Linked DNA regions of Homo sapiens: region 2 is linked to region 1. A link is a loop called in an ENCODE intact Hi-C map of the cell type or tissue named here. Cell type or tissue: heart right ventricle. All regions are shown on one strand. Each heading gives the region's core, and the rest is flanking DNA. Links, peaks and the distances in the headings are about the cores only.

Evidence for each region. A loop is a pair of places that touch in the nucleus more often than their neighbours do. Peaks named below come from ENCODE experiments on the same cell type or tissue, not always from the same donor. Only the 100,000 strongest peaks of a DNase experiment are listed, where the experiment ranks them.
Region 2: it touches region 1 in a loop (1.8-fold over the local background); 3 of 110 quality-filtered maps call a loop at or near these places.

The regions. Positions count from the first base shown.
Region 1 is chr5:54,415,422-54,426,879 of GRCh38, reverse strand. No RefSeq gene overlaps it. Among named protein-coding and RNA genes, the nearest start is that of HSPB3, 35 kb to the left of the region's middle. In heart right ventricle, for the core only: a CTCF peak has its summit at 7,030 (motif pointing right); no DNase peak of the experiment used is centred there.
Region 2 is chr5:54,356,966-54,368,423 of GRCh38, reverse strand. The region is part of intron 1 of LINC01033 (long intergenic non-protein coding RNA 1033); the gene reads right to left. Among named protein-coding and RNA genes, the nearest start is that of LINC01033, 42 kb to the right of the region's middle. In heart right ventricle, for the core only: no CTCF peak of the experiment used is centred there; a DNase peak (open chromatin) is centred at 6,531.

The DNA.
Region 1 (11,458 bases), core at 5,955-8,454:
CCCTTAGGCTTTGGCTTTCCCAGAAATAACCCTGGACATGCAGGGTGGTGTCAGGCACGATTCCTCTTGATGTTATCCTCTGCTCTTCCTGCTGATGTCTGCTGCTCCTAGCTCTTCAGCGAGGCTGCCCCCACTTCCTGAGCACTCCTGGGTTCCACAGCTGCAAATCCCTCCACATGCTGAAGGGGCCATGTGACTTCTGGCCTTATTTCTCCCCAAACACTATATACATGGCATACCACAGAAATAGAGAAAACATCTCTCCAGCTGCTCAGAGGTGACATTTGGCCCTATAAAACTGGAGAAGGCACTGCTTTGTACCCCAGAGTCTCAACAGCTCTTTCAACCACTGCCTAACACCCCTAAATCCAGAAATCAGACCTAGTTTCTGAGGTTGAGCCAGAAAAAAGGGAAATGAAGAAGGTAGTGGTCTTACCACCGTCTTTCCCCTCCAGAGAAATTTCTTCTTTCCCTTTCTTCATGCAAATCACCTATATAATTTGAAGCTATGGGACCAGCAATAACACAACCAGAAGCATAGTGAAGCACAGTGGAGGAATTATACCCCTGCCCACATGGTTCAAAAACAATTTCTTCTCAATGGAAAGAAAAGTCAATTTTTTCTTTTTTTTTCTTTCTTTTCTTTTTTTTTTTTTTGAGATGGAGTCTAGCTCTGTTGGCCAGGCTGGAGTGCAGTGGCATGACCTCAGCTTGCTGCAACCTCTACCTCTCGGGTTCAAGCCATTCTCCCATTCCCCTGCCTCAGCTTCCTGAGTAGCTGGGATTACAGGTGTGTTCCACCATGTCCAGCTAATTTTTGTATTTTTAGTATAGACGGGGTTTCACCATGTTGGCCAGGCTGGTCTCGAACTCCTGACCTCAAGTGATCCACCCACCTTGGACTCCCAAAGTGCTGGTATTACAGACGTGAACCACCGTGTCTGGTCCCCAATATTTTTTGCTTTTGAGGACTCAAAGAGGCTGTTTCCAATAGTTTTTGGAGAAAGGGTGGTTTTTTTGTGGGCATGTCAGCCTGATTTTTCTGTTGATGCCATCCTGCTGCAGGCTGTTGATTCAGAACATTGGATATTCTGTGGCTGATGAGCCAAGTGCCCACTGTGAAGGAGATGATAAACTCATATACAGTGACAGCAACTCAGGATTCTCTTATCAATTCCCTTCCTATCATATAAACCAAGAGAAGTGGCCTATGGGAAAAGTGAGCAGGAAAAACACAATTTAATTTTCAAAGCTTCAAAAGATTAACATGCTACATATTTTTAAAATCCACAACATTAGAAAAAGATATCTGCTTATGCTTCTTGGAAAGAAAGTAGTAACTAAGGTTGACAGTGCCCAGCCTAGAAGTCAGCTGCAGGCAATTCTCTCAAACGCTGACTGGTTTTTGCTTCTCTCTGGGCAAGGGAGCACCAGAGGCTGGCGATACATAGCAGCTTATAAGAAAGGGGAGGCTTTGTGTTAGCCCATCCAATACATGGGCATGGATAGAAAATACCTGGGAAGAAAAGCATGGTGGAAAAGAAATAGATACTAATAGCCCATTAAATCCTTTCTAGTGGTATCTGAAGTGAGTGGAGGCCAAAAAGAGAAACATGACATAAGGGGAAGCCCCTTTGCTGGGGCTCTCAGAAGGCACCAGGCTTCCTAGGATTCTCAGGAAGAGAAGCTCATTAACAGTGTCAGATATCCCAGCTGTAACTTCTAGACATGAGCATCCTCCAACACTGAAGGGTTAAAGGTAAGCAGCCCAATCACTTGTTATCCTGCAATTTCTGTAAACAAAAGCTGATTTTTCTAAAACTTAATGCTAATTTCTACCAAGAAGACAGGAAATATAGCTGACCTCCAAATCTGAAGCTTACCACCTTGCCGTTTCTTATTATGTCTTGTATTATGGCTTCCTATTTCTTTTACACTTCAGTTGGAACTCTGTAAGAGAATGATGTCTTCCGAGTGGCTAAAAATAATTTTGTAGTAATAATAACAGTAGCTAGCTTCTAAGTGCTTAATGTGTTGCTGGCCATATATGAAACTCTTCATTTGCTGCTCTTAGGCTTTACGACGACCTTTTCCAGAATAGAAAATGGAGGCACAGAAAGTTTAAATAGCTTGCTTGCAGGGAGGAAACGTGCAGGGATGGGAACAGTGAAGCCCTACAGTCCATGCTCCTAACCACTGGGCTACACTGTGAAGTGGCTATTTACCCCCAATCTCCAACTACTCCATATAAGATTAGAGAACTCAGCCAGGTGCACTGGCTCATACCTGTAATCCCAGCATTTTGGGAGGCCAAGGCGGGTGGGTCACTTGAGGTCAGGAGTTTGAGACCAGTCTGGCTAACATGGCAAAATCTCGTCTCTACTTAAAATACAAAAATTAGCGGGGTGTGGTGGTGGGCACCTGTAATCCCAGCTACTCAGGAGGCTGAGGTTGGAGAATGGCTTGAACCCGGGAGGTGAAGGTTGCAGTGAGCCAAGGTCATGCCACTGCACTCCAGCCTGGGTGACAGAGCAAGACTCCATCTAAAAAAAAAAAAAAAAAAAAAGATTAAAGGACTATGCCTGGAAGTGCCATGAAAATGGAGGAAAATGCCAGGCGGTTGGCACAGGCATTTCGTGAAAACTTCTAGAAATAAAATAAGGGGGAATGTATGTTTAAAATACACACACAAAACCAATTTTCAGATGGTAAGAGGTGGTTTGAAATAATCAGTTCTGAGTGTGTATTTTAAACTCATATTCCACCCCTGCCACCCATTTTATTTCCAGAAGTTCCCATGAAACGTGTGTGCCAACTGCACTATCACGGTACTTCTAGGCATAGTCCCCTACTCTTACATGGGGTGGGTGGGGACGTGGAGGTGCAAACAGTGAATCAGGAAAAGCAAAACCTACTGGAGCAAATGCCATCTAGAACTAGTTACTTCCATTTTAGATACATTTGAATGTCATTTCATTTTTTTGTCTTGAACAAAATATATTTATTACCTTATAGTCTAGGATGCAATATGGTCCATTAACCAAGTAATTAAAACCAGTTGTGATGAGTTAAGTAAAGGGGACTCACAAAAAAGCAGATGAAAATGCTTAAGACTGTGATATGGCCAGAAGTGAGCTGTGAGGTACAGTGAACAAATTCAAAACTTATTTTTTTTCTCCAATCCTCCTTTTTTGAATTTGAGAAAAAAATGCTAGAAGGAATAAGAAATGGATCATAGATAATTTGTGTAGGTGAAAATGTAATTTACCTCAAATCATTATTATGAGTAAACACTTCTTTGGGGCAACAATATTGTTTTCTCAGAATGTCTGCCAAGTGTGTTGATATTTCTGAAATCCAACCTTAACCTGTCATTTTCTTTCTTTAATTTCCTAGACTCAATATTCCCCTCCACCATCTCTAATTCCCTTCCACCTTATATACGCTGTCTCTCCCTAAAGGGTGTGAAAATGGAATGAGTGCATTCTTCTTTCCTTCTCATTCATATTAAATAATGAACTAAGGAATTTTACGATAAATCATTTATAAAGAAGAAATAGAAACCATATTAATAGCATTTTTTTACCATAAATCTTAATCAGAATGTTAACGCCCGGCAAACATAGATGACATCTAAACTATAAGAAAAACCATGTAAGTTTGCCTGATTTTTTACATAGAAGCAACAAGAATATTACTTTATGATATGGGTCTTCTTAAGTTTACTTTTCTGGAAGTTACCATAGGGATCTCAGATGGACTTTTAAAAGCCTTTATTATTTGCTATTTCAAGGCTTTGGTTCTTAGCCAAGCTGAAGAATTTCTCTCTACCTGATTTTACCAGTAGCATCTATAATCAGCAAATTCCTCTGTCCTTGAGTTCCCTAAAATACCCTACCCTTCCTGTCCTTCCCAGCGTTGATCTTCCTTACTTACCTGTAGACAGCCTACAAGCCAGGTACCACATCAGCTTCCCTGGGAGAATTTTCCTAGTGTTGGTTCTTTAGTTCCTCAAAATTGTCTGATCGTACCTGATTAAATGAACATCTTTCCCAAATATGACATTCCAGGCAAGGCCTTAATTACATAACCAATTTTTCCAATTATGGTCTGGTAAACAAAGAACAGTTTCTTATTGAATATTTGCTAATAAGTATATTGCCATGAAAAGTAAGAATACTTGATAATAGTTTGTGAATTCAAGCGGTAGGTGGAAAGGGTCAGTGAGAAAAATATATTATTTAAAAATATTTTATTACTGTTTACAAAAGCAAATGGATAAGGAGTTATGGGGTTACAGATAGCTTAAGAAAGAATTTCCTTATATATCCAGAAAATACAGCATTAAAACAATATCAACAATATTCCAAACACATAACTTCAATCATCCCTCTATTCATTCATTCATTCCTATGTAATTAATTCTTGTTCTGCGGTAGCTTGGGTTAGCAGTTTTATGAAGCCTTCTGCTTCTCCATTAGAGTTCTGAAAATCCTGACTCAATCCTCAGGGACAGACTAAAAGTTGCTAAGCACAGAAGCCTATATGAAAGAGTCTATTTTTAGAAGTGTCAATAGTTTAAAAGTACATGGTACAGTTCTTTTCCATCAGTTTCTGAGGTAGTCATTATTTGAAGGCAGCAACTCTGGAGGGTAGCTGATTGCCGAGTCTTCAGGAAAGCATTAGAGGAAAACACACCCCATCTGTAGATGATAAAGTCTTAAAACAACGTGGTAAGTTGATTACTGATTATTTTCAAAGTGAAAGGCCTGATGAGCGTTCATAGCAAGAATAATGCAACTGACAAGAAAGTTTGGTTATTTCTGTGGCATGCAAAATAAAAGTTTTAGACAAAATGTCTATAGGGACAACTAGCCAATTTTCAATGTCTACAAGGACTATGATTAGCCAGTTTTCCATGTCAGTATGTGTTACAATTGATTAAAAAGAATGAAAATAATTTTTACATGTAATAATCTTGAGACAAAATATACCAAGAGTATGTTAAGACTATACCAATATGAATATTTCAAGAATATCAATTAGAGATTCAGCAAGTCTAGAGTGAGTCCTAAATATCTACATTTTAGTAAAACTTCACAGCTAAGTCTAACATGCATCCCCAGTTAAAAACCACTGGCCAAGAAGCTGCTAGTTTCAAATTAAATAAGTAATTTTGTGGCCAAGTTTCATATAATAAAATGATGACTGATTACCCTATAGGGTTTTTGACTGACATCATCAGACAACTACAACTGATAAGTATAGGAAACCTCATCAGAATTATTTCATATTATTTCAGTGTTTTCCTTGAGGTTCAAATATATTAAAAATAAAGGCATCGGCAAATCTCCGGGGACTTTTCATGAAGCACAGAATTTCTAAAGTGTTACATTGGTAACATTTTACCTATGCAAATGTGCAAGATTTAACCCACCTAAAGAAAACAGCATGATCGGTTCTTGCTCTCCCCCTCCCCCTCCCCCTCTCCCTCCCCCTCCCTCCCTCCCTCTCCCTCTCCCTCTCCACGGTCTCCCTCTGATGCCCAGCGGAAGCTGGACTGTACTGCTGCCATCTCTGCTCACTGCAGCCTCCCTGCCTGATTCTCCTGCCTCAGCCTGCTGAGTGCCTCCGATTGCAGGCGCGCGCCGCCACGCCTGACTGGTTTTCGTATTTTTTTGGTGGAGACGGGGTTTCGCTGTGTTGGCCGGGCTGGTCTCCAGCTCCTAACCAAGAGTGATCTGCCAGCCTCGGCCTCCCAAGGTGCCGGGATTGCAGACGGAGTCTCGTTCACTCAGTGCTCAATGTTGCCCAGGCTGGAGTGCAGTGGCGTGATCTCGGCTCGCTACAACCTCCACCTCCCAGCCGCCTGCCTTGGCCTCCCAAAGTGCCGAGATTGCAGCCTCTGCCTGGCCGCCACCCCGTCTGGGAAGTGAGGAGCGTCTCTGCCTGGCCGCCCATCGTCTGGGATGTGAGGAGCCCCTCTGCCCGGCTGCCCAGTCTGGGAAGTGAGGAGCGCCTCTTCCCGGCCGCCATCCCGTCTAGGAAGTGAGGAGCGTCTCTGCCCGGCCGCCCATCGTCTGAGATGTGGGGAGCGCCTCTGCCCCACCACCCCGTCTGGGATGTGAGGAGCGCCTCTGCCCGGCCGCGACCCCGTCTGGGAGGTGAGGAGCGTCTGTGCCCGGCCGCCCCGTCTGAGAAGTGAGGAGCCCCTCCGCCCGGCAGCCGCCCCGTCTGAGAAGTGAGGAGCCCCTCTGCCCGGCGGCCGCCCCTTCTGGGAAGTGAGGAGCCCCTCTGCCAGGCCACCACCCCGTCTGGGAGGTGTACCCAACAGCTCATTGAGAACGGGCCATGATGACAATGGCGGTTTTGTCGAATAGAAAAGGGGGAAATGTGGGGAAAAGATAGAGAAATCAGACTGTTGCTGTGTCTGTGTAGAAAGAAGTAGACATAGGAGACTCCATTTCGTTCTATACTAAGAAAACTTCTACTGCCTTAGGATGCTGTTGATCTATGACCTTACCCCCAACCCGGTGCTCTCTGAAACACGTGCCATGTCCACTCAGGGTTAAATGGATTAAGGGCGGTGCAAGATGTGCTTTGTTAAACAGATGCTTGAAGGCAGCATGCTCGTTAAGAGTCATCACCACTCCCTAATCTCAAGTACCCAGGGACACAAACACTGCGGAAGGCCGCAGGGACCTCGGCCTAGGAAAACCAGAGACCTTTGTTCACTTGTTTATCTGCTGACCTTCCCTCCACTATTGTCCTATGACCCTGCCAAATCCCCCTCTGCGAGAAACACCCAAGAATGATCAATTAAAAAAACAAAACAAACAAACAAAAAAAAACAGCATGATCTTCTCTCTGTAGGTAATGAATGAATAATACAATTTTAAAGTTAAGAATTACTCATATTGCTTAGTAACAAAAACAAAATCCAATTTATGTTAATACATTGAAAAATAGATACAAAGTTAATATTCAACACAAAAAAAGTGAGTTCTGCGTTAGATCTCTGCAGAGCTGCCACTAGAGGGCACTATAAACAGATTACAGAATAAATCCCCTGGACCTTGTCTTTTTTGGTACAGAGCTTGACTGTTGAATCTTAAACTGTTAGTAACAGTAAGAAGGTACACATCTTTGAGACTTGGTGAATGTGTAACCTCATATCTAGTTGCCACACCAGCTCCATGGATATTATTTAGGGGATTTCTGCCAGGGATGGAGGTGCAGAAAGTCATGTTGGAGGACTCCCTCTTGTGCAACATTAAACTAGAGCCTTCACCTCAGGCTTCAATTACTTTAATAGCTTTTCAAATATTATACTACATATATAATATAGTATAATATATCTATATTTCCTTATTAAACCTTAGGCTAAGTACACAAATGTATATTATTCTCTAATTTTCTATTGCATTATATATGTATATAACATATGTATACATTATATATATATAATTATATATATTATATATTAACATTATATATATAATATATATTATATATTATATATATTGTATATTATATATATTATATATATTGTATATTATATATATTATATATATTGTATATTATATATATTATATATATTATATATTTTTATATATTATATATATTATATATATTATATATTTTTATATATTATATATATTATATGTATATTATATAATATACATATACTATATATGTATATTATACATGTATACTATGTATAATATATACATAGTATACATATACATATATTATATATAATACAATAGCAAATTAGAGAATAATATACTTATTCTCTAATTTATGTACTTACCCTAAGGTTTAATAAGGAGATATAGATATTTGCTTCAGATACAATCATGGGTTGCTTAACAACAGAAACTTATTCTGAGAAATGCATCGTTAGGTGATTTCATCATTGTGTGAACATCATAGAGTGTACTTATACAAACCAAAATAGTAGAGCCTACGACACACCTAGGCCACATGGTGTAGCCCATTGCTCCTAGGCTACAATCCTGCACAGCATGTTACTGTGCTGAATACTGTAGGCAATTTAACAGTGGTATTTGTATATGTAAATATATCTAAACATAGAAAAGGTACAGTAAAAAGACAGTACTATAATCTTATGGGACCATGTCATATGTGTAGTCCATTGGCCAAAATGTTATCATGTGGTATACGATTGTATTTTTAAGAAATAAAAGACTCTACAGATACAACAAAAGGCTTTTGAACGCTCTCTCAGTTCTATTGCTTCCCTCCCTCTCTGTTTAACAATTTCAGATTAAACCACTATTTTGAAATTGATATGTGTACTTCCCACCCTATGTTTAATATCTACACTACATAGAAGGAGGTACTGTTCATATTATGTTCTATTGTTATGTTCCAAGGGACATTGTTCTTTCCTTCCATTTGGATTGTTTTCTTGATCCTTGCTACTGATTTGGAAATTTTTTGTTTTCTTTCTACTCTTTTAGTATATATTTTTGGGCTAGTAAACATGTTACATCATTTAATGACCTCAGAGTCTTAAATATGGTCTTCCCTACTCCCATTCTTCATGTCATCTATCATTTGTTCTTTTGTTTTTTCATCATTACTCATCACCTATAAATATTTTTGCCTTATGTTTGAGTGTTGGTAGTGGGAGGAGCATCTCTCTCCATCAGCTCAATTCACTGGGTTGTTGTAATTCCACAGATAACCTTCTAATTGGTCTTCTCTCCAACCCACTGAACACCACTAATTTTTGTGAAGTATAGTTTTTTCATTATACCTCTTTACCACCTGTGAACATTATACTACTTTCTAGCTCAAGTGCTCATTTATTATGTTTGGAACCATATAATATGTCCCATCCTATCCTTTCTAACTTGTCTCACTGTTTCCAACATGAATCCCCTAGTCTAGATCATGATCCTTCCTCACTGGTCCACAATACCCTGTGTTGATTGATACACTTGTGCTTTTTATTATGCCTATAGGCAATTCTTTCTCTTCTTTTTCTCTATCCTAATCCTATATTTCTTCCTAAATCTGTTTAAGGTCCAGTTTGTGAGAGAGTCTTATCCTAGTTACTCCATATCTATTCATCTTTATCTCTTTTCTCATCTTTTAAGACTCTAAAAGTCTATAATCCAATTTTACATTGATCATATCATCTTTTTTAAACCCTATTTTTTTTAAAGGATCAGTCCCTCTTGATTAGAAAACAGAGTTGGTTGTTTATTGGTTGTTTCGTTTAACTGACAGATACAATAAGTATTTATTAATTTGAGTTCAATTTTAAAACACTTTAGCAATTAAATACAAAACATTTGTATTCTGTTTGTAGAGAGTTTACTGGGCGAGCTCTGTCAGTGATTTCCAATTAAATCAGGGCTATCTCCCTTCCTTGTTAATTTACATCACTGTTACAGTCATTCAGATATCAAGTGAGAATGTATGCACAAGTTTCTGTGCTGTGAATCATGGAGAAAGGCAGAGACACTGGTTACAAAAGCCCACCTATCCATTAAATGTCACACACAAGAGGTGGTAGAATTTGGACTCAGACTGTCTCAGTTTGAATCTCAGTTCAACCACCTCCTGGCTATATGACCTTACCAAGCTCTTATTCTCCATGCCTTAGTTTGATGTATAAATAAAGACAAATGGCCAACCTCCTGGTGCAGTGTTCACTGGGAAACACTAATGGATACAGGAAAATAAATACAGTATGCCACCCTCCCCCATCTGAGTTTTCACTTGCTATGAACAACCACAGTCCAAAAATATTACATACAATAAGATATTTTGAGACAAACAATGTTCACGTTAACTTTTATTATAGTATGTTGTTATAATTCTTCTATTTTATTATTAGTTATTGTTATTAGTCTCTGCCTAATCTATTATATAAATTAAATTTTATCATAGGTATATATATGAAAAAACATAGTATATGTAGGGTTTGGTATTATTTATGGTTTCAAGCATCCACTGGGGGTCTTGGAATGCATCCCCCTCAGATAAGGGGGCACTAGTGTAGGTGTGTGAGTCTCCAAGTAAGTCAAAGACAGCACATAGCAATCTGGTCTTCCTGGATGTCAGACTTCAGGAGAGCGGACTCCCCGCCTTGCCTTGTGTTGCTTTTAAGCTGCATGATTAGGAAAGTCCAGGCCCTTCCTTGGTGTGACCAATACCAGGATGGAATACACCAGCAACATGATGGGGTAGGAGTTTGCCTCCAGCCCTATCCTTCCAGCTCAGCACTGGCAGTTGAGGTTAGCACCAGGGAGCTGGTGTGCAAAGCAGTGGCAGGATCTACCACCTGAACTTTCATGGTTGGGGAAGCCCCAGCCCCTGCCTGGCAAGAAAAGGACTCAGGCTGTCTGGATTCTAATTTCTGTTCAACCACATACTGGCAAGACTTGTGGGCAAGCCTTGCTTTGGGCTACAAGCCAGAGTTTAAGGCAATTCATTCTGATTGGTTTCCAGGGTATCCTGGGGCAAGTTACCTCCTTTTTCTGGAAGGCCAGCCTGTAGGGGATCATGAGACCAATTAACTCCTACTTCTCACTTTCCTTATCTGTAACAGGGATAATAATACTACCTACCCCCAGGGGGTTGGTGTGAGTTTAAATGGTTTAAACATATAGTATGCATAAGAGTGGGTGGTACATGCTAAGGGCTCAATAAGCATTATGTCTTATGTGTGCATTTAATTACAACACAAGTGCCTTTGAAGAGATACTATCCTATGTGAGTTCAGAGTGAATCACTAACTGGAATTACCAGAAATATTTATCTACATCAGTCCATAGTTGGTGTCCCCTCAAATCTGCTTATGCAGAATTGCATACCTTGTTGTGAGCCTCACTGTCTGGATTCTACACTCTGCCTTTTCTATCTGTTTGTTTTGATGTCTAGAGCCTGAGGCCCATCCACATTCTCTAAACTTCACTTCTGCTGGCTTGTCTGAATGACTAAGCCTCACTGTTCCTCACAGACATCCCAGATCTCCTGGGGACCTTAGCTTCACCCAAGGCTCTGCTACTGCGACTACTCTTTGTCTTAGTGAACCCTAGAATCTTTTATTAACCCTAGACTGAACTTTACTGTGGATAAACCTCATATATATATATATATGTTTTTTGTTGTTGTTGTTTGTTTTTGTTTTGAGACAGGATCTCTCTGTGTCACCAAGGCTAGAGTGCAGTGGAGCAATCATAGGTCACTGCAGCCTCAACTTCCTAGACCTAACCAATCCTCCCACCTCTGCCTCCCAAGCAGCTGGGACTACAGGTGTATATAACCACACCTGGCTAATTTTTGTTTTTGTATTTGTATTTTGGTAGAGATAGGATTTCTCCATGTTGCCCAGGCTGGTCTTGAACTCCTAGGCTCAAGCAATCCTCCTGCCTCAGCCTTTCAAAGTGTTGGGATTATACGCATGAGCCGCCACACC
Region 2 (11,458 bases), core at 5,508-8,007, 58 kb after region 1:
GAAAATCAGTTATGGAGCTGGATGGTGATGATTATTAAACATTATGAATATGTTTCATACCACTGAATTGTACAGTTAAAAATGGCCAAGATGGTAAATTTTATGTTAGGTGTGTTTTAAGATGATTATGAAGTGTAACTGCTGTTAAGACCCACAGAAAAATGCCTACACTCAGTAAAACATTTCCAAGCATTGAAAAACAAACCAGTAAAAATACCAGGATTTACTCAACTTTTGTCTGACTTCATAAAAGACAGATTGATCAGGAAATGTTTTCATTGAGGAACACTTTACTCCTATCACTCAGGTTGTTCTGGCCTCATCTTTAACCTTCAGCTTCAAACAGAAGCCCGGGATGTCTTATGGTTCCAGGAGGACCCTGAGCAATTCTATGGCAGTGCTAGCACAAAGTCCAGAGGCTTCAGCAGAGGTAAATCTGCAAGGCATCTCTGGGGTAGCCTGCTACCATGGTCCCTGTCTTTGGTTTATCTTTTGTTGAGGGCTGAAATGTGACAGCTTTACTGAAGGAATGAATAAAGCTAACACTTTATCCACAAAATCTGACTATCCCTGGAAGAGGTAACACATCATAGCTTTATTGGTCACAATTTAAAGATATTTAAACACTTCTAACAAAATTTTAAATTATAAAATATATATCATAAGATGTATAGAAACAAAAATATAAAGGACAAAATTCATCCCCTAATTCTAGCAATAAACAGCGTGATTGGGTTTTGGAGTTGGGTAAGCTTGGATCCAAACCCTGGCTCTGACATTGAGTAGCTGTGCAATCTGGGGAGAGTTACTGACCTTCTTGGAGGCCACAGTTTCTTCATCTAAGAAATGGTATATATTTATAATATCCCCAAACCATAAACAACTTAAATGTCCATCATCTGGCAAATGGATAGACAAAAGCTGGTATATTCACTATACTGGGAGATTTTCTCAGCAATAAAAAGGAATAAACTGCTGACATGTGCTATGAAATAGACAAAACTCAAAACCATTACACTAAGTGAAAGAAGCCAGGTACAAAAGACCAAGGGACCACATAATGTATAATTCCATTTATATAAAATGTCCAGAAAAGGCAATATAGAGACAGAAATTAAATTAGTGATTGTCTGGGGCTGGGAGTAGAAATGAGGATTAAATGTAAATAGACACGAAGGAGCTTAGTAGGGAAATAAAAAATTATAAAACTGGACTATGGTGATGACTGCATTTCTTGGTAAGGTTACTAGAAATCACTGAATTGTATTGAAATAGATGAATTCTGTGATATGTAAAATATGCCACAATAAAGCTGTTTAAATAAAAAGGATGAAAACTGGTCATCCACTTATAATAGTCTGTGCTAAAAAAATAAAAGTATTCATGGTAATGGTTTAAAAAAAGATATAATCTCATCCTATGGTTAATGTTTAAATAAGGATATCTATAAAACACTAAATGCAGGGTCTGGCACATGTAAATACACAAACTGTTGACTGTTATAAGAATAGGGAAAGATCAGCCACTGTGAACATGAAAGGAAATACAATAAAAGGAAATACAATACAAGGTATTTTTTCTAATGCATGCATATTTCATGTAGGCCAGAGCATTTTGTATTAGTCCTAGCTTGCCTTTATTCTATTTACCATAATTGCTGTATTATTATGCTTTTCTTTTCTTTCTTTTCTTTTTTTTTTTTTTCTGAGACAGAGTCTTACTCTGTCACCCAGGCTGGTGTGCAGTGGCGTGATCTCAGCTCACTGCAACCTCTGCCTCCTGGGTTCAAGTGATTCTCCTGCCTCAGCCTCCTGAGTAGCTGGGATTACAGGCATGTGCCACCACAGCCGGCTAATTTTTGTATTTTTAGTAGAGACGGGGTTTTGCCATATTGGTCAGGCTGGTCTCAAACACCTGACCTCAGGTGATCTGCCCGCCATGGCCTCCCTAAGTGTTAGGATTACAGGCATAAGCCACCGTGCCTGGCTTATTATGTTTTTCTTAAGCACTCCATGATGATATAGAGCATGATAGGGCTAAACATAACTTAAACATTTACTGATGGGTACTTAGCTTTTACAATTTGGCTAGCTCTTATTTATTTATTTATTTTTATTTAATTTATTTTTTTTATTTCTGTTATACTTTAAGTTCTGGGATACATGTGCAGAATGTGCAGGTTTGTTACATAGGTATACGCATGCCATGGTGGTTTGCTGCACCCATCAACTCATCATCTACATTAGGTATTTCTCCTAATGTTATCGCTCCCCTAGCGCCCACCCCCCGACAGGCCCCGGTGTGTGATGTTCCCCTCCCTGAGTCCATGTGTTCTCATTGTTCAACTCCCACTTATCAGTGAGAACATGTGGTGTTTGGTTTTCTGTTCCTGTGTTAGTTTGCTGAGAATAAAGGTTTCCAGCTTCATCCATGACCCTGCAAAGGACATGAACTCATCCTTTTTTATGGCTGCACAGTATTCCACATTGTTTATGTGCCACATTTTCTTTATCCAGTCTATCATTGATGGGCATGTGGGTTAGTTCCAAGTCTTTGCTATTGTGAACATTGCTGCAATAAACATACGTGTGCATATGTCTTTATAGTAGAAAGATTTATAATCCTTTGGGTGTATACCCAGTAATGGGATTGCTGGGTCAAATGGTATTTCTGGTTCTAGATCCTTGAGGAATCACTGCACTGTCTTCCACAATGGTTGAACTAATTTACACTCTTGCCAACAGTGTAAAAGCATTCCTATTTCTCCAGATCCTTTCCAGCATCTGTTGTTTCCTGACTTTTTAATGATCACCATTCTAACTTGTGTGAGATGGTATCTCATTGTGGTGTTGATTTGCATTTCTCTAATGACCAGTGATGATGAACTTTTTTTCAAATGCTTTTTGGCTGCATAAATGTCTTCTTTTGAGAAGTATCTGTTCATATCCTTCACCCACTTTTTGGTAGGGTTGTTTGTTTTTTCTTATAATTTTGTTTAAGTTCTTTGTAGATTCTGGATATTAGCCCTTTGTTAGATGGATAGATTGCAAACATTTTCTCCCATTCTGTAGGTTGCCTATTCACTCTGATGATAGTTTCTTTTGCTGTGCAGAAGCTCTTTAGTTTAATTAGATCCCATTTGTCAATTTTGGCTTTTGTTGCCATTGCTCTTGGTGTTTTAGTCATGAAGTCTTTGCCCATGCCTATGTCCTGAATGGTATTGCCTAGGTTTTCTTCTAGGGTTTTTATGGTTTTAGATCTTACATTTAAGTCTTTAATCCATCTTGAGTTAATTTTTGTATAAGGTATAAGCAAGGGGTCCAGTTTCAGTTTTCTGCATATGGCTAGCCAATTTTCCCAACACCATTTATTAAATAGGGAATCCTTTCCCCATTGCTTGTTTTTGTCAGGTTTGTCAAAGATCAGATGGTTGTAGATGTGTGGCGTTATTTCTGAGGCCTCTGTTCTGTTCCATTGGTCTATATATCTGTTTTTGTACCAGTACTATGCTGTTTCGGTTACTGCAGCCTGGTAGTATAGTTTGAAGTCAGGTAGCACGATGCCTCCAGCTTTGGTCTTTTTGCTTAGGATTGTCTTGACTATATGGGCTCTTTTTTGGTTCCATATGAAATTTAAAGTAGTTTTTTCTAATTCTGTGAAGAAAGTCAATGGTATCTTGATGCGGATGGCATTGAATCTATAAATTACTTTGGGCAGTATGGCCATTTGTTACTGTGGATCAACCTACATGGGGAAGTGTTGGATAATCGCTATGCCATTTGTCAAGTGGACATATCCATTAAGTGTAAACCCAGAAGGTTATCATCATTCATTATGAAACATCCATATTTGCATTAATTCTTATTGTGGGTAAGAATTCCCTACTCTATCTAGACTTTTGTTCTCTGAAAACTAAATTTTGAGAACCTCTTCCTAAAAATTATTTATTAACATGGAGGGAAAGTGTTCATTTTTTAAAATCGGTGTCAGTAAAAAGTAGATATATTTGAGAAGGTTCTTAAAGATGCAATGTGTTAAATTAAAAATAATTGAAAAACTGATCTTCGAAGATGACACTAGTTGTGTAACTTTGGGAAAGTTATTTTACTTCTAAGTCTGTTTCCTCATCTATAAAACAGGAAAAAAATTGCATCTTTACCCTAGACCTATATGACAGCTATAAGAAATTGTAAGTCACCAAGCCCATTAAAAATACTCAGAGATTCCTTTATTCTTAGGACAAGGAAACTAAATGGTAGGTCAAGTGACTTAATTTTCTGTAGATTCTACTCAGGCAGGAAAATGTAAAAATAGTAAGTAATTATTAATAATATTTACTGTTTATTGCTCAAAAAAACTGTGCTAGGTCCTTTTATCATCTTATTAAACCTTCACAACACTGGTTGTTACTCCCATTTCAATGATGAGGAAATTGAGGTTTGAAGAAATTATCCTGCTTTTCACACAGAGAGTCAGATGCTTCCCTGTGACTCATTTCTGGTGTTTCTTCCATGCAATTAAATGCCCAATTTGTTAGACTTGTTATCCAATGGCCTGCTTGACATGTCCACTTAGATGACTAATAGGCATCTCAAACAAGATGAAAAGCAAGATTCTGGCCTTGCCTCCAAATCCTGATGTTCCTACAATCTTCCAGACTCCATCAATCTAGGTGCTCAAATCAAAAACCTTGGAGTCATCCTCAACTTCCTCAAACCCCACTCTTATATTTAATAGAACCTGCCAACTCTGTCTTCAATTATATCTAGATTCTGAACAACTTCTTACCTTTCCAAGCTACCACTCTGGCTGAAGCTGCCAATGACTCTCACCTATATTAAATATCCTACTATGTGGTTCATTTCTGTCCTTGTGCCTCTTCAGCCTACTTGTACAAAGCTGCTAGAATGATCCTGCTAAGATAAAGATTTGTCCACATCTCTCTGCTCAAAACCTTTCCCTGGATTCCTGTGTGACTCAGGGTAAGAACCACAGTGCTTTTGAGGGTTCACACAACTGATGTGGCTCTCAATACCACTGATCACAATTTCTACTCCTCCCCCATGGCTCACTCCATTCCAGCCACACCAGCCTCCTCACTGTCTCCTCTGAGAGGGCTGTTCTGACTCCAGATTCCACCATGGCTCACTTCCTCACTTCCTTCAGGCTTTATGCAAAAGCTGCCTTCTCCAGGAGGACATCCTTCATTACCCTACCTAAAATCTCAACACCCTAATTCATTCACTTCCCTATTTCTGCTTCATTGGTTTCTTTTGCACTTATTACCAATATGCTGCATGTTGTACTTACTTCTCTTGTTTGTTTCACCTTGCTAGAATGTAATTTCCATGGGGCCCAGGAATTTGGTCTGTTTTGTTCTCTGATGTGTTTCCAGTGCCTAACACATGGTGGGCACACCATAAATATTTGTTGAATCAGTGTGTGAGTTTGTAACTGACTTGTGCTTTGCTCCACCCCTGCTGTCTTCCATCTTACCTCATACCGCACATGAGAGTATCCTTTGCAGACACTTAAACTTTTCTGCACATTACCACCTGTGACTTTCAAGAGGTATAACAGGACTATCCTTAGAGTTTTCTAAAACCCATTTCAGGCTCTCCTCCAGATTTTATTGAGGAGTCTGGGTCACATGAAAATATCTAGTCCAACCTCTGGCAAAAGGGCATGGGACTACCATAACTGTAGTGGTTTAATCATGATTTATTCCCTGAAGCTGGGCAGATTGCTGCAAGCAATTAGAAAGAAGAGGATGAATTTTATGTAGGAAAATAAGCATCTGCCAAATCCACTGAATCACGATTTCCTGTCTGTGAACACATTTGAACTTCAATATATTTATGTGGAAAGATAGACAGGAATTCTGACCATTTTACAGAGAAGGGAACGAAAGTACAGAGATTCCCCAACATGCCAAGGTCATGTCATAAATCAGAGGAGGTCCAGTGTATTCTACACAAGTTCTGGGTTCTAGAGAAGAAGAGTAGAGCAGGAGTCAGAGACCCAGAGATTCTTTCTCAATCTGCACAAAAAAATTGTATGACCCCAAAGGGGTTCTGACCGCTCACAGCCTCAGTTTCCCCATCTATAAAATGAAAATAAAGTCTCTTTCTTTCTCCAGAACTGTGTTGGGGCTGATTAATCATTAAGAATCTTTTCTTATCTGTTGAATTTCAGCTCAAGCTGAAGTGTGTTGGTGGACTTCGAACTTTGCAGAGCCAGAAGAGAAGAATTAGATTTATTCCTCCTTTCGTTCTGAAAGTAAATACAAAAGGATGGTCTTTTTAAACCTTTGTATGTTCCCCAGGCTTTCCTCTGGGTTGTGTCTCTAAACCCTTCTAGATCTAGGTTTGACATTTGAGGAACACAGGTGTTCCTCGGCAGGTTGTCTGTTCCTCATTTAGAGATCAATCTCCTTGTGCCTCCACAGCTGGAAGCTTCCATTGCACAGTCCAGTTGCAGAGCCCACTGCAGTGTTCTTCATAGCTTGAGAGCTCTCCTATCCTAAGGCATTGCTGGCCAGGGTCCCGGTACACACAGTTGCCAGGCTACATTCATTCTAAATTCTGCTGTTGTGTTTCTCACTCCTATGCACAGTTTCCAATATGTTGCCTAAGAGAGTCAAGTTTTTCTGTTGAAGGAGTGGCTTTACGGGAGCAATGGGAAGAAAATGTTGTTTAATAATTTAGAGTACATTGCATTCTAAGTTCTATACCCATATGATGCATTTCCAACCTTCTAACCCCATAGATTCAGATCTTTCATCTTTCTTCAGTGTAAAAATTAATATTCAATAATCCTTCACTTTTGGATTATTTTGGATAGAAATTTAGGGTGCTTCACATACTCTTTCATGCGATTTTACAACTGAGAATAGATTAGGTAACTTGCACAAGGTCATTAAGCTGGTAAATAACAAAATTGAGATTAGATCCCAGGGCTATCAGGCTGCCTCTGACGTATTATATGAGGTACTATAATTTTCATGCATCCAAAATAGACATTTATTTGTACTCTAAGTTACCCATTGTTAGGATCTCAGGTTATATCTTTTCTGAAAAATCTAGAGAGGGAATTTTACTTGAAGAGAGCTGCTTACAAATTTTATTACTTAAACTAGGGGTTGGCAAACTTTTTCTGTTAAGGGCCAGGTAGTAAATATTTTAAGCTTTGTGGGCCAGATAAACTTTGTTGCAACTACTCAGCTCTGTAGTGGTAGTGAGAAAGCAGCCATAGACAATATGTAAACAGATAAGCATGGCTCTGTTTCAGTAAAAGTTAATTTACAAAAACAAGCAGCAGGCTGGATTTGACTCACAGGCCATTGTTTGCCAACTCCTGAACTAGGCTGGGGTTCTATTAGAACCATGCACTCTTTTGCATAATGCTTTCAAAGGTATTAGTGAAAATGTCTCTCATTCTCTTAGTGAAATGGGAAGGTAAATTTTGTTTCACAATATACTCACCTAGTGCTTCAAAAAGATCTCTAAACATTTTCCTCACCAATCAATATACGCCACAAACTTGACTGAAACAGGGAATGTTTCGTATCCCTTATGAGTATACAAGGGATACTTGAGATCATCTAGTCTAAGCCTCTCATTAGAGAAATAATTGGGGGTGAAGAAACAAAGGAAGTTTTTCAACCTCCCATCCAAAAGAAGTACAAGGTACACTTTGGAAGACCAAGAAGCTATGAGTGTTAAGCTTAATGTGTGGTTGGAATCTTGATATTTCTTTGCTAAAGAATAAACTATAACATATAAAATGCATCCTGATAACTTCCTTTTTTAACTTAGTATTATTATAATGAGTTTATTTTTCCTAAAAGGTATTGTAAAGCCTTTAAAAAACTCAGGCAGAAAGGCAGGAAAAACTGCCTTATTTTCCTAGACTTCAGCAAATCTCTTTTTAAAATGTTGCTCTCCTGTGTCCTTTAGTTATTGGCGGAGACACTAAGACCTCTTGTTTTAATACAGCCTCCCACAAGATGCCAGGGGACCTGTCAGTCTGAGTCACAGTGGAATGCAGACAGCACCCTCAGATCAAGATTATTCATGGGGGAGGGAGGGCAGAGTGTTCGGGAATCACAAGGGATAGGGCATTCACCCAAGGAAGCTGTTACCACTCCCAACATATGAAAAGGGATATCTCAGGCCTGAAAGCATGAGCCGAGGCAAACTCTGGAACTTGCAGTGGTGAAAAGAAGGCTTCCTTAAAGTAACACGGCCCTCAGTCACGAGACACAGCTGGCCTATGCCAGACTGTTGTCAGCTTGATACCTCTGCTCCTGTCTGAGGCTGGGAAGTCAGTTTCCTGAATGCCCTTCCCAGTATAGTTCCAAGTTAGGGTTTGCCAAGGAGAGGAATTCAAGTGAAATTTGGAAGGTGAACTTGAGGGAAAAACCATTACTTTTGGGAGGTCATCTTGGTCAGACAGTGACAGAGAGATGTGATGTTTCTGGCAGGCCTCCCCACACTGGCCCTCTCTCTTCCTGCTCTGAATATAGCATGTTTCTCTAAGGGCTGTCACTGCTCACCAAATCAGCCTCAAGCCCACCCTACTTAGCGGCAGCTTCCACAGACTCCTTGACAACCTCCCTTTTCTGGGTCCCACTCAATAACCAAACATGCATTGCTTCGTAGACTGTCTATGATCTCTATCATACTGGGAAGCCCTGATGCCAATGCACTGGCTAGAGTGACTATGATTATCTCTCTGACCCTCTGAATCTGTCATCCAGACTTTCTCATCCCAGTGCCCTCCACCTTTTGCCTAAGCTCTTCTTTCTATATTAAATCCTTTCTTCCTGGGTTATTTGCAGTGATGCTCTTTTCCTGACACCTCTGGATGTTCAGCACCAGGCGACCTTGCAGGAGGGAACCAGGTGAGTAGACACTCTGACCCTGCTCCCCTCCCTCCTTGATTGTCTGGCCAGAACTCTCCATTAGCTGAACAGAACCAAAAGTCAAAGATGAGAGACTTCTGGTGCAGACCACCCAAGTCAGCATCCAGGGCAGACAGATGGGTACAGGGGAAGAAGAGGGGTCTAGGGTGGGTGGAGAGGAGGAAGGACATCTGTGGCACAGACCACTCAATAGTTTTTGCTAGACCAAAATTCCAAGAAAACTTCAGAACATCTTACAATTTCAGCTCTACATATATATGAAAAGGCAAGGTGAGTGGCCTTCTCTGTACTCTCCCTCCCAGTTAAAAAAAAAAAAAAAAGTTGAAGACTTCAAGTTGAATATCTGTGAAAAACTAAGAAACTGAAAAACAACGTGTTTGAGGAATGGCTCCCTTTGTTTTAATCAAACTGAATTTCATGTAACCACATTTTATAAAAAAGACTTTATGTAGAATAATGGTTTCTCTGAACCATCTGTGCTGCGCCTTTATGGAAGAGAGAAAAAAATGATACTGAATTTGTATAAAGAAATTTAAATCAGACACTAAAATAAAAGAAAAAAAATCCATTTTTTCCAAGATCAATTAAAGTAAAAATTTATTCTAGAGAATTCCAGCAGAGTTTGGTAATTCTTCACCTCTTTCTAGTAAGAACCCTGTTAGAAACCATAGGACTCTTTAGAGCAGGGCTGTTCAACAGCAATGCAATGCAAACTACAAATGCAAGCCACATGTGTAATTAAAAATGTTCTAGAAACAACATTTTAAAAAGCAAAACTGGGTAAAATTACTTTTAATAATAGATTTGTGCTTAACCCAAGATATCAAACATTATCATTTTAACATGTACTCAATATTTTAAAATCAGTAATGAACTATTTTATGTTCTTTTTCATGCTAAGTCTTTGAAATCTGAGGTTTGTTTTACACTTACCACACATCTCGATTGAGACTTGACACATTTCTAGTGCTCAGTAGCCACATGTGGCTGATGGCTAGTGTATTGGACAGCATAGCTGTAGAGCATGTATTATTGTCCAATGAAAGTTTCTTTCTCATACAAAAGAATGCAGCATAATGTAAAAGAACACGGGTTACTCTCTGTCTGTGTTTTTCAGGTTTTCACCAGTGTTTCCAGTTCTCCTTTGCTTTTTTTTTGAGACTGAGTCTTGCTCTGTCACCCAGGCTGGAGTGCAATGGTGCAATCTCAGCTCATTGCAACTTCCACCTCCCAGGTTCAAGCAATTCTGCTGCCTCAGCCTGAGTAGCTGGGATTACAGGCACTCATGCCCAGCTAATTTTTGTATTTGTAGTAGAGACGGGGTTTCACCATGTTGACCAGCCTGGTCTCGAACTCCTGACCTCAGGTGATCTGTCCAACTCGGCCTCCCAAAGTGCTGGGATTACAGGCATGAGCCACAGTGCTCGGCCCTCTCCTTTGTTTTTGAGTAGATAGGAAGACTGTCTTCCCTACTCCCTTGAAGTTGGGTGGGCAAAGCCAAATAATTTGCTTTGGCCAATGGAATGTGAGCAGAAGTGATGCACCACTTCTAATTAGCAGCATTTAAGAGCTGGCATGTGCTTATCCAGGCTCTTCTCCTGCCATGATGATTGTGAAAGCTTGTGTTGATATGGAGCTGTCCTGAGATTGAAGCTGCCTGAAAGGCTGAGCCAAAACATGTAGTACAGCTGCCCTACGTGACCAGGATAATAACTTTTGTTCTATGAAATCCCTGCTTCTCTCAGGTGGCCCTTTCAGAGTTCTGATAATAGGTCTTCCCTCTTGCTCTTTCAACCCAGGCAGGGTGGTCACTCTCTGATGTTGCCAGCCAAGGCATTTGGCTTTTCCGGAGCTCTGCCCTCATCTTTGTAAACGGTCCCTTTATCAAACGCTCTTCAATTATACTGTTGACTGTGCCATCTGTTTCCTGTTAGGATTCTGACTGATACAGTATGTTTGCCAAATATAAAATGAGCCTAAAGACAGAATAAGATGAGTACATTCAAGAAATAATTCCTTGAATGACTATAAATCAATTTTCAAAGCAATTTCTAAGATAGTTCCCTCACCAACCACTCTTATCATACAAAATATCCTCTTTATCTTACTTCTGTAAAAATGTGCAGTTATTGCTCACAGTGATTTGTGTTTATGTGTTTAAGGAAATCTGTTTCTTTTTTTCTTTTTTTTTTGAGATGGAGTCTCACTCTGTCACCCACGCTGGAGTGCAGTGGCACGATCTTGGCTCACTGCAACCTCCGCCTCCTGGGTTCAAGAGATTCTCCCACCTCAGTCTCCCAAGTAGCTGGGATTACAGGCACCTGCCACCATGCCTGGCTAATTTTTGTATTTTTAGTAGCGAAGGGGGTTTCACCATGTTGGTCAGACTGGTCTCAAACTCCTGACCTCAAGTGATCCACCTGCTTTGGTCTCCCAGATTGCTGGGATTACCAGCACAAACCACCATGCCCAGCTGGAAATCTGCTTCTTGAACCTGATTGGTCTTCATTTTTACTTTAAATACATGTTAAA